Regions from separate parts of the Homo sapiens genome. Here region 2 is linked to region 1. Evidence: read pairs that join two places in POLR2A ChIA-PET (ENCODE). Cell type or tissue: HepG2. All regions are shown on one strand. Links, peaks and the distances in the headings refer to the core of each region. The heading gives the core; the rest is flanking DNA.

Region 1 (4,341 bases), core at 1,132-3,631:
CCGTGGCCTTGGTTTTGTAGCAGCTGCAGTTTGAGCACGTACACCAAAAATAAAATTCTAAGCCCCGTAACTGACTGAAGGGACCACTCCTATTGGCCAAAGGGATATTCCAAAGTTAACCTGAAAAACGAGCTCAGGTCATGATGGGAAGAGGGGTCACACAGGCCTTGTTATACCCCCTCCCTCTGGAATTCAGGTACAGCTGACCAGCACTAACATTCAAACACAGATCTTGGCCTGGCTCAGTGACTCATGCCTGTAATCCCAGCACTTTGGGAGGCTGAGGTGGGCAGATCATGAGGTCAGGAGTTCGAGACCAGCCCGACCAACATGGAGAAACCCCATCTCTACTAAAAATACAAAATTAGCCAGGCATGGTGGCGGCAGGCACCTGCAATCCCAGCTACTTGGGAGGCTGAGGCAGGAGAATCTCTTGAACCCGGTTGCAGTGAGCCGAGATCATGCCACTGCACTCCAGCCTGGGTGACAAAAACAAAACAAAACAAAACACAATATTGGTCTCCACAACCTCCTGTCTTACCCAGATACTCCTTTCTATTGATTCCAGGTCTTTAGCTAATAACTCTTTCAACCAATTGTGAATCAGAAAATATTTTGCCAGGCACGGTGGCTCATGCCTGTAATCCCAGCACTTTGGGAAGCCAAGGTGGGTGGATCACCTGAGATCAGGAGTTCAAAACCAGCCTGACCAACATGGTGAAACCCCCGTCTCTACTAAAAACACAAAATTAGCTGGGCATGGTGGTGCATGCCTGTAGTCCCAGCTACTCAGGAAGCTAAGGCAGGAGAATCACTTGAACCCAGGAGGCGGAGGTTGCAATGAACTGAGATCATGCCACTGCACTCCAGCCTGAGTAACAAAAGCATCTCAAAAAAAAAAATATATATATATGTATATATATGTGTATATATATGTATATGTGTATATATATGTGTATATATGTGTATATATATGTGTGTATACATATATATATATATATAAAAAGAAAAAAGAAATCTTTGAACCCACTTGTGACCAGGAAGCCCATCCCTGCCTTGGAGTTGTCCCGCCTTTCTTGGCAGAACCAACAAATACCTTTCATGTACTGACTGATGTCTGCCTGTAACTTCTGTCCTTGTACAAGGTATGAACTCCAGCTGTGGCCCAGCCCCTGGGGCACATGTCCTCAGGGCCTCCAGGCCTTGGTCCTCACATTTGACTCCGGATAAACCTCTTCAAATATTTTACAGACTCTGGCTTTCTCGTTAACAAGCAGCTCACACATATAGTGTCTCAGCAGTGACAGATGCTGGCCCACCCCGAGGTCAGGATGACTCAGCAGGGATTGAGTTTGCGGGCGTCATGCTCCAAGGCCCGGAATAGGAGGTTGGTGCTCATTCCTCACATAGTGGGCAAATCCTAGGGCAGGGGAGGGGGGGCAATGCCAGAGAATGGTCCCCACCTGGGGCGGTCTGACGGCCAGAGATGCAGAGAAAGAGACGCCTCCCACGCTCCTGGAGGGCAGGTGCTGTGGCCACCCCGGAGGGTCCGCCTTCCAGAGGGAGAGTTCAGGATTTGGCCACAATCAGGGAAGGAGGCACTGGGGGGGGGCCCTCCTGTTGGAAAAGGGCAGCGGCAGGAAGGGGGTGCTGCCACAGGGCCTCTGGGGAGCGCGCGGGCACACAGTACCAATCTGCGTGCATACACATGCCCTGTCCCTGCAGATGGGCCACGCAAGGCCTGCCCATGGCCAGCCATCCAGGTGATGCTCCAGGGAGGGCCAGGCCTACTTGGGGGCAGAACCCTGTGGCTGTCCAGGATACCTGGATGTGAGTCTGGGAAGGATGGAGAAGGGTGGAGGAGTGCGAAGGGCCCCTAGGGGTTGCTGGGGAACACAGATGAGCCTCTGACCCACCTGTGTCCTTACCTGGGCCGACTGGGCCACCCAGTCTTGCTGACACCTCCCCAGACCCCTGGCACCCACCAGACTCCCCAGGCGTGGCTGTGTGCTCCGCTATGCCTGATGACAAACAGTGGCCTCAGTGTAGAGGTGGGCACTGTGGCCCCTGGCTCCTGGCTCGCTCCTGCCTCAGTTTCCCCAGCTCTAAATTGGGGATTATCACTGGCTTCAAAGGCTGGAGTGGAAAGTGGTGGCCAAGAGGTGCCAAGAGGTGGTGCAAGCATGTGCCCTACCTTGGACACCCCTCTACAGGGGGTGGCTCTCACCCTGGCCTGGGCCCTCGGGGGTCTGCGCAGCCCACTCTTCTGTGTGAAGGCGGCTGGTACACTTTCCTGGGCAAGATTCTGCACATTCTGCTGGATTATGAAAGAGGTCTGTGACCCAAGAAAAAAGGGTCAGAAGTGCCCGTTAGGCTCTCCTGTGTGGCTCAGGTCATGTGCTTCTGTGAACTCCCCCTACGGCCTTGCCCCGAATCCCGTGATGCAGCGTGACCTGCCCAGGCGCCGGCGGCACTTTCATGTCTGGCTGGGAAAGTCGGATTTCAGCACTAATCACTGGCTGCCGCCTGCAATGAGCCCACGGCTTGAGCTCTGGGGCCCACCCAGCTCCTTAAACATGCAGAACCTTTGCTAGCTGAGCCAGGGTCCCAGCTGTGCGGGGTTGGGGATGGAGGGGTGCAGGGATCCCAAAACCCAACCCGGGGCCAGGTTTTACACAGGCCTGGACTGAGAAGTGGGGCTACAGGCTACAGGTGCTTGATACCCTGGGGGGGCCCTGGAACAGGCCTGGACTGAGAAGCGGGGCTACAGGTTACAGGTGCTGGATACCCCAGGGGGGTGCTGGACACCCCAGGGGGGCAGATAGAGGCAGCCAGGCAGCCTGAAGACCCTGGGGCAAAACACACACAGGCCCCCTCTGCTCTCTGGTCACTGCTAACTGGCCAACTGGCCTTTGAGTCCACTGACCACAGCTAAGCCCACAGCCATCAAAACCCACCCCTTACACCCTTCACCCTTTAGGGAGGGGCTCAGAGACAGTTGTGGCGATTCCTACTTCCACCCACAGCCCCCCGACCCTGGGCCTGTGCCGAGTGTGGGTGGGTGACATCATCTCGCACCCAGAGCTCCAGACTAAAGGAAACCCTGGCTCCTGTCTCTGGCTCTTCCCTCCCTCTCTTTGTTCCCTTGCTCCTTCCTTCTTTTTGCCAAAGGAGAAGATAGTGAGGCTGAGGGCTGCTCAACGTGCACAGTGAGCAGGAGATACAAGCATGTGGAGGGACGGTCACAGCCCATGCAACTGGCACCTTCACACGCGGAGGCCTGCGATTCCCAGACACCTGGCGCTGGGGCAAATCCCATTCCACAGCCAGAAACAGGCTCGGCGGGGCCAGGTGGATTTCTCAAAGCCTTGGTTGCTTTTGGCCTGATGCTAGCTGGACAATGTCTCAGCTCACAGGTTCCTAAACGCACACCCGCCCACACCAATCTGCTGAGGAGTGACAGCCATGGGGAGGAGACCCACCTCACTCCAGGGACCCTGGCACCGTCTCCCATGAGGCCAGGTGTCCTCAGCCACCCGCAGCCAGAGTCCCGCGAGACCGACGGACGGCCTGCCCCTGCGTGACGGCACGCCTGGGACTGTCCCAGCAGGCTCCCATGCTTCACCCAACTGCGACAGGGAAACAGGAGGGGGCTACTTCTGCTTTCAAGGCATGGAGGAGCTGTCTGCAGGCCACTTCCCGAACACCTATGCGCTTGGGGAACTGACTGAGACTGAGCCGGGGTATCTTCTCCACGATGCGGTGAGCCCATCAGGCCCTTCTTCTGAGAGCACCTCCCTGGAGGTGGAAGCCCCTGAGGCCCACAGCATCTTCTGAACCTGTGAGCTCCCACTTATTTACTGAGAGCTCACCTGGGCCAGTGCCGGTCCACGGCTGTGGCCGGGACTTTGAGTAGATGCTACCCTACTTGCTATGCAGAGCCAGCTGGGGCCCAGGGAGGTCAGATAACTGCCCAAACCAAATCCAGGCCCAGCCAGAATCTCAACTCCAGCCTTTGCGCCTTCTGATAAAACCCAGCATCGCTTGAATTTCCAGTACACGCTGCCAAGTCTTCGTTAAGCAATAAATAACCCACACAACCCTACTGTCATGACAAGTTCCATATGGCCATCCAGAAAGAGACACATAGAGCTGGTTCCTCTCACCTTTATGACCAGTGAAAAGCGCACCAACACGAAGACACGCGTGAAAGGACCTCATCTCCTAACCAGACTGACAAGCAAGGGATTTTTTCCACTCACCGTCAGTGGGATGGTTCTAAGCACCGAGGCCAACCCATTTCACACGATTATTTCACAAAAAGAAACTTTCTGTGGGACG
Region 2 (4,341 bases), core at 995-3,494, 230 kb after region 1:
ATTACAGGCGTGAGCCACCGCGCCTGGCCTTTTTTTTTTTTTTTTTTTCTGGATCTCCCCCTGTTGCCTAGACGAGAGTGCAGTGGGGTGATCATAGCTCACTGCAGCCTCAACCTCCTGGGCTCAAACGATCCTTCCACCTCATTCTCCCAAAATGCTGGGATTGCAGGTGTGAGCCACCAAGCCCTGCCTAAGCTTTCATTTTAAATATGTTCAGCCGGGCACAGTGGCTCACGCCTGTAATCCCAGCACTTTGGGAGGCCAAGGTAGGCAGATCACTTGAGGTCAGGAGTTTGAGACCAGGCTGGCCAACATGGCGAAAACCCATCTCTACTAAACATACAACAATTAGCCAGGCGTGGTGGCATGCGCCTGTAATCCCAGCTACTTGGGAGGCTGAGGCATGAGAATTACTTGAACCTGGGAGGCGGAGATTGCAGTGAGCTGAGATTGCGCCACTGCGCTCCAGCCTGGGTGACAGAGCAAGACTCTGTCTCAAAAAAAAAAAAAAAAATTAGCTGGGGGTGGTGACACACCTGTAATCCCAGCCACTCAGGAGGCTGAGACAGAAGGATCACATGAGCCTGGGAGATTGAGACTGTTGTGAGCCATGGTTGTACCACTGCAGTCCAGCCTGGATGACATAGGAAGACCCCATCTCCAAAAATAAAAAAAAGCCAGCTCTTCCTTTGAGCCCCAGTTTCAGTTCAAAGGGCCTTCTCTAACTTCTCCTTCATCTGAACTCCTGAGACAGGGTCTTGCTCTGCTGCCCAGGCTGAAGTGCAGTGGTGCAGTCATAGCTCACTGAAGCCTTAACCTCCTGGGCTCAAGTGATCCTCCCACCTCAGCCTCCCGAGTAGCTGGGACTACAGGTGTGCGCCGCCACCATGCCTGGCTACACTTTTTTTTTTTTTTTTTTTTTTTAGAGATGGGATCTTGCTATGTTGCCCAGGCTGGTTCTTGAATGTCTGAGGTCAAGCAATCCTCCTACCTCAGTCTCCCAAAGTTCTGGGATGACAGGTGTGAGCCACTGTGCCCGGCCTCCACCCCAGTCTTATTTCAGGACATACAGAGATGGATGTTGTGGACCCGCCTCCAGAGCATCAGGCTTGGCCCTGGGGTCACAGCACTGATGGTTCTGTGTCTCCACCTTCTTCCCCACTAGGACATCACACCCCTGCAGGTGGTTCTGCCCAACACTGCCCTCCATCTAAAGGCGCTGCTTGATTTTGAGGATAAAGATGGAGACAAGGTGGTGGCAGGAGATGAGTGGCTTTTCGAGGGACCTGGTAAGTTCTGTCTCCATAGGGCTCCCTGCCTTCCTGTCATAGCCCTGATACCTTCTGACCATCACCTTCCCTCCCCAGGCACGTACATCCCCCGGAAGGAAGTGGAGGTCGTGGAGATCATTCAGGCCACCATCATCAGGCAGAACCAGGCTCTGCGGCTCAGGGCCCGCAAGGAGTGCTGGGACCGGGACGGCAAGGAGAGGGTGACAGGTGGGGTCACCAAGGGGCGATGATGGTGGGTGGGCAGGAGGGGTCCCCACTGCAGGGGAAGCAGGGGAAGGTTGAGGAAAGCCTCCTGTAGCCCCAGAGAGGCGCTTTCCTGGTATCTTTTGAAAGCTGTTGAGGGCCACCCACTGCTCTTCCTTCCCCACCCCCGCTTCATGCTGTTTCCACTTGGGCTGGAAAATGTGACCATGACCATGCGGATGTGGCTTTTCCTTCCCTCACCTTCACCATGAGCTGTGGGCAGTGGCCATGACTTACCTGATTCTGGATCAACAAAGAAGATGTTCAAATACAATTGACAAATGTAGGCCAATAGGTACAGTGGCTCACACCTGTCATCCCAGCACTTTGCCAAGGTGGGTGAATCGTCTGAGCCCAGGAGCTTAAGACCAGCCTGAGCAACACAGTGAGACCCCATCTCTACAGAGAATTTAAAAATTAGCCTGGCCTTGGACACACACCTGTGGTCCCAGCTACTCAGAAGGCTGAAGGGGGAGAATTTCTTGAGCCCAGGATGTGGAGGCTGCAGTGAGCTGTGACTGCACCACTGCACTCCATCCTGGGCCACAGAGGTACTACCCCGAGGTGCTACCATTCCCACTTTTTTTTTTTTTTTGAGACGGAGTCTTGCTTTCTTGCTGTTGCCCAGGTTGGAGTGCAGTGGCGCGATCTCGGCTCACTGCAAGCTCCGCCTCCTGGGTTCACACCATTCTCCTGCCTCAGCCTCCTGAGTAGCTGGGACTACAGGCGCCCACCACCATGCCCAGCTAATTTTTTTTTTTTTTGTATTTTTTTTTTTTTTTTTTTTAGTAGAGACAGGGTTTCACCATGTTAGCCAGGGTGGTCTTGATCTCCTGACCTCGTGATCCACCAGGTTCGGCCTCCCAAAGTGCTGGGATTACAGGCGTGAACCACCGCACCCGGCCATTCCCACTTTCTATATATCAAAACTGGGATGCAGAATGCAGGTTGCTTGCCCTGGGGTGTGGCCAGGCAGGGCGAGGCTGGGACCTGCATCCAGGCACTCTGGCTTCTCCAGTAAACCAAAGGACATCCACAACTCTAACAGAGGCAGTTCTGCTGCCTGTTTTAGCAGAAGGACAAAAGTTGGTCTTTGGAGCTTAGAGAAGGCAGAACAGGCTGTTGGCATAGCAGCAACTTGGGCATCTTAGGAGGCCAAGGTGGGCGGATCACTTGAGGCCAGGAGTTCCAGACTAGCTTGGGCAACATGGTGAAACACCATCTCTACAAAAAATACAAATATTAGCCGGGCGTGGTGGCACGTGCCTGTAATCCCAGCTACTCAGGAGGCTGAGGCATGAGAATCACTTGAATCCAGGAGGCTGAGGTTGCAGTGAGCTGAGATCACAGCCTGGGCAACAGAGGGAGACTCCGTCTCAAAAAAAAAAAAAAAAAAAAAAAAACTTTTAAAATTCAACTGGGGTGGGGGTTTGGCCTCAAAAGAATGAATAAGAGGACCGCAGTCAGGAACTTGAGCCTGGGGTCAGTGCTATCTTTTTGCCTATGAAATCTGTCAATCCCCTGTGTCTAAGCTGTGGGGGAGGGGTAGGTGGGGAGCAGGCTGGGGGGCCCTTGTCCCTTACCCTCCACTCTTGGCCCAGGGGAAGAATGGCTGGTCACCACAGTAGGGGCGTACCTCCCAGCGGTGTTTGAGGAGGTTCTGGATTTGGTGGACGCCGTCATCCTTACGGAAAAGGTTGGTGCTCTGGGGGCTGTGGTTTAAGGGACCTGGGGCTAGGGAACCCTCCGAGTGGCAGAGAATGGTGGTAGAATGGCATGAGAGTAAAAGAGAAGCAATAATTTTAGGGTCACTTAAAAAAATTCAGAGATCAGATTGCCTGAGTATTCTGGATCATCTGAAGGGTTAAATAGTCTTTCTGGGGCTGGGCGCAATGACTCACATCTGTAATCTCAGCAATTTGGAAGGCTGAGGCAGGAGGATCACTTGAGGCCAGGAGTCTGAGACCAGCCTGGGCAACACAGTGAGAACTCATCGCTACAAAAAATTTAAAAATTAGCTGGGTGTAGTGGAGCATGCCTGTAATTCCAGTTACTCCAGAGGCGCTGAGGCAGGAGAATCGCTTGAACCCCAGAGGCAGAGGTTACAGTGAGCCATGATCATGCCACTGTGCTCCAGCCTGGGCAACAGAGCGAAACCCTGTCTCAAAAAAAAAAAAAAAAAACAAAGCCGGTCGGGTGCAGTGGCTCATGCCTGTAATCCTAGCATTTTGGGAGGCTGAGGTGGGAGGATCACCTGAGGTCAGGAGTTCAAGACAAACCTGGCCAACATGGCGAAACCCCATCTCTACTAAAAATACAAAAATTAGCTGGGCATGGTGTCACCCACCTGTAATCCCAGCTGTACTCAGGAGGCTGAGGCAGGAGAATCGCTTGAACCTAGGAGGCGGAAGTTGCAGTGAGCTGAGATCGCACCTTTGCACTCTAGCCTGGGCAACAAGAGAGAGACTCCGATTTAAAAAAAAAAAAAAACAATCCCTGGATTGGTAGAAATTGTCTCTGAGATCTGGGAGCATTGGGAGCATTTGGTGGCCAATGGGGCTCGCAGATCCCCTGAAGTTGGAGGCAGGTCACTCAAATACCCAACATGTTGCTCTGCAGACAGCCCTGCACCTCCGGGCTCGGCGGAACTTCCGGGACTTCAGGGGAGTGTCCCGCCGCACTGGGGAGGAGTGGCTGGTAACAGTGCAGGACACAGAGGCCCACGTGCCAGATGTCCACGAGGAGGTGCTGGGGGTTGTGCCCATCACCACCCTGGGCCCCCACAACTACTGCGTGATTCTCGACC

What was found. ChIA-PET counts read pairs that join two places held together with the same protein. Peaks named below come from ENCODE experiments on the same cell type or tissue, not always from the same donor. Only the 100,000 strongest peaks of a DNase experiment are listed, where the experiment ranks them.
Region 2: POLR2A ChIA-PET joins it to region 1 with 10 read pairs; 6 of 35 experiments call an interaction of 5 or more read pairs at or near these places.

Annotation. Positions count from the first base shown.
Region 1 is chr16:29,603,589-29,607,929 of GRCh38, forward strand. It overlaps LOC105371168 (a long non-coding RNA gene), which reads left to right. Exons shown (of 2, transcript XR_950984.3): 2 at 1-67. It also overlaps the pseudogene SMG1P2. Among named protein-coding and RNA genes, the nearest start is that of MIR3680-2, 6.5 kb to the left of the region's middle. RefSeq lists enhancers at 1,906-2,627, 2,628-3,349, 3,466-3,695 and a silencer at 3,048-3,288. In HepG2, for the core only: no CTCF peak of the experiment used is centred there; DNase peaks (open chromatin) are centred at 1,243 and 2,413.
Region 2 is chr16:29,832,568-29,836,908 of GRCh38, forward strand. MVP (major vault protein) reads left to right here. Exons shown (of 15, transcript NM_005115.5): 4 at 1,166-1,289; 5 at 1,368-1,499; 6 at 3,137-3,231; 7 at 4,155-4,341. Among named protein-coding and RNA genes, the nearest start is that of MVP, 14 kb to the left of the region's middle. In HepG2, for the core only: no CTCF peak of the experiment used is centred there; no DNase peak of the experiment used is centred there.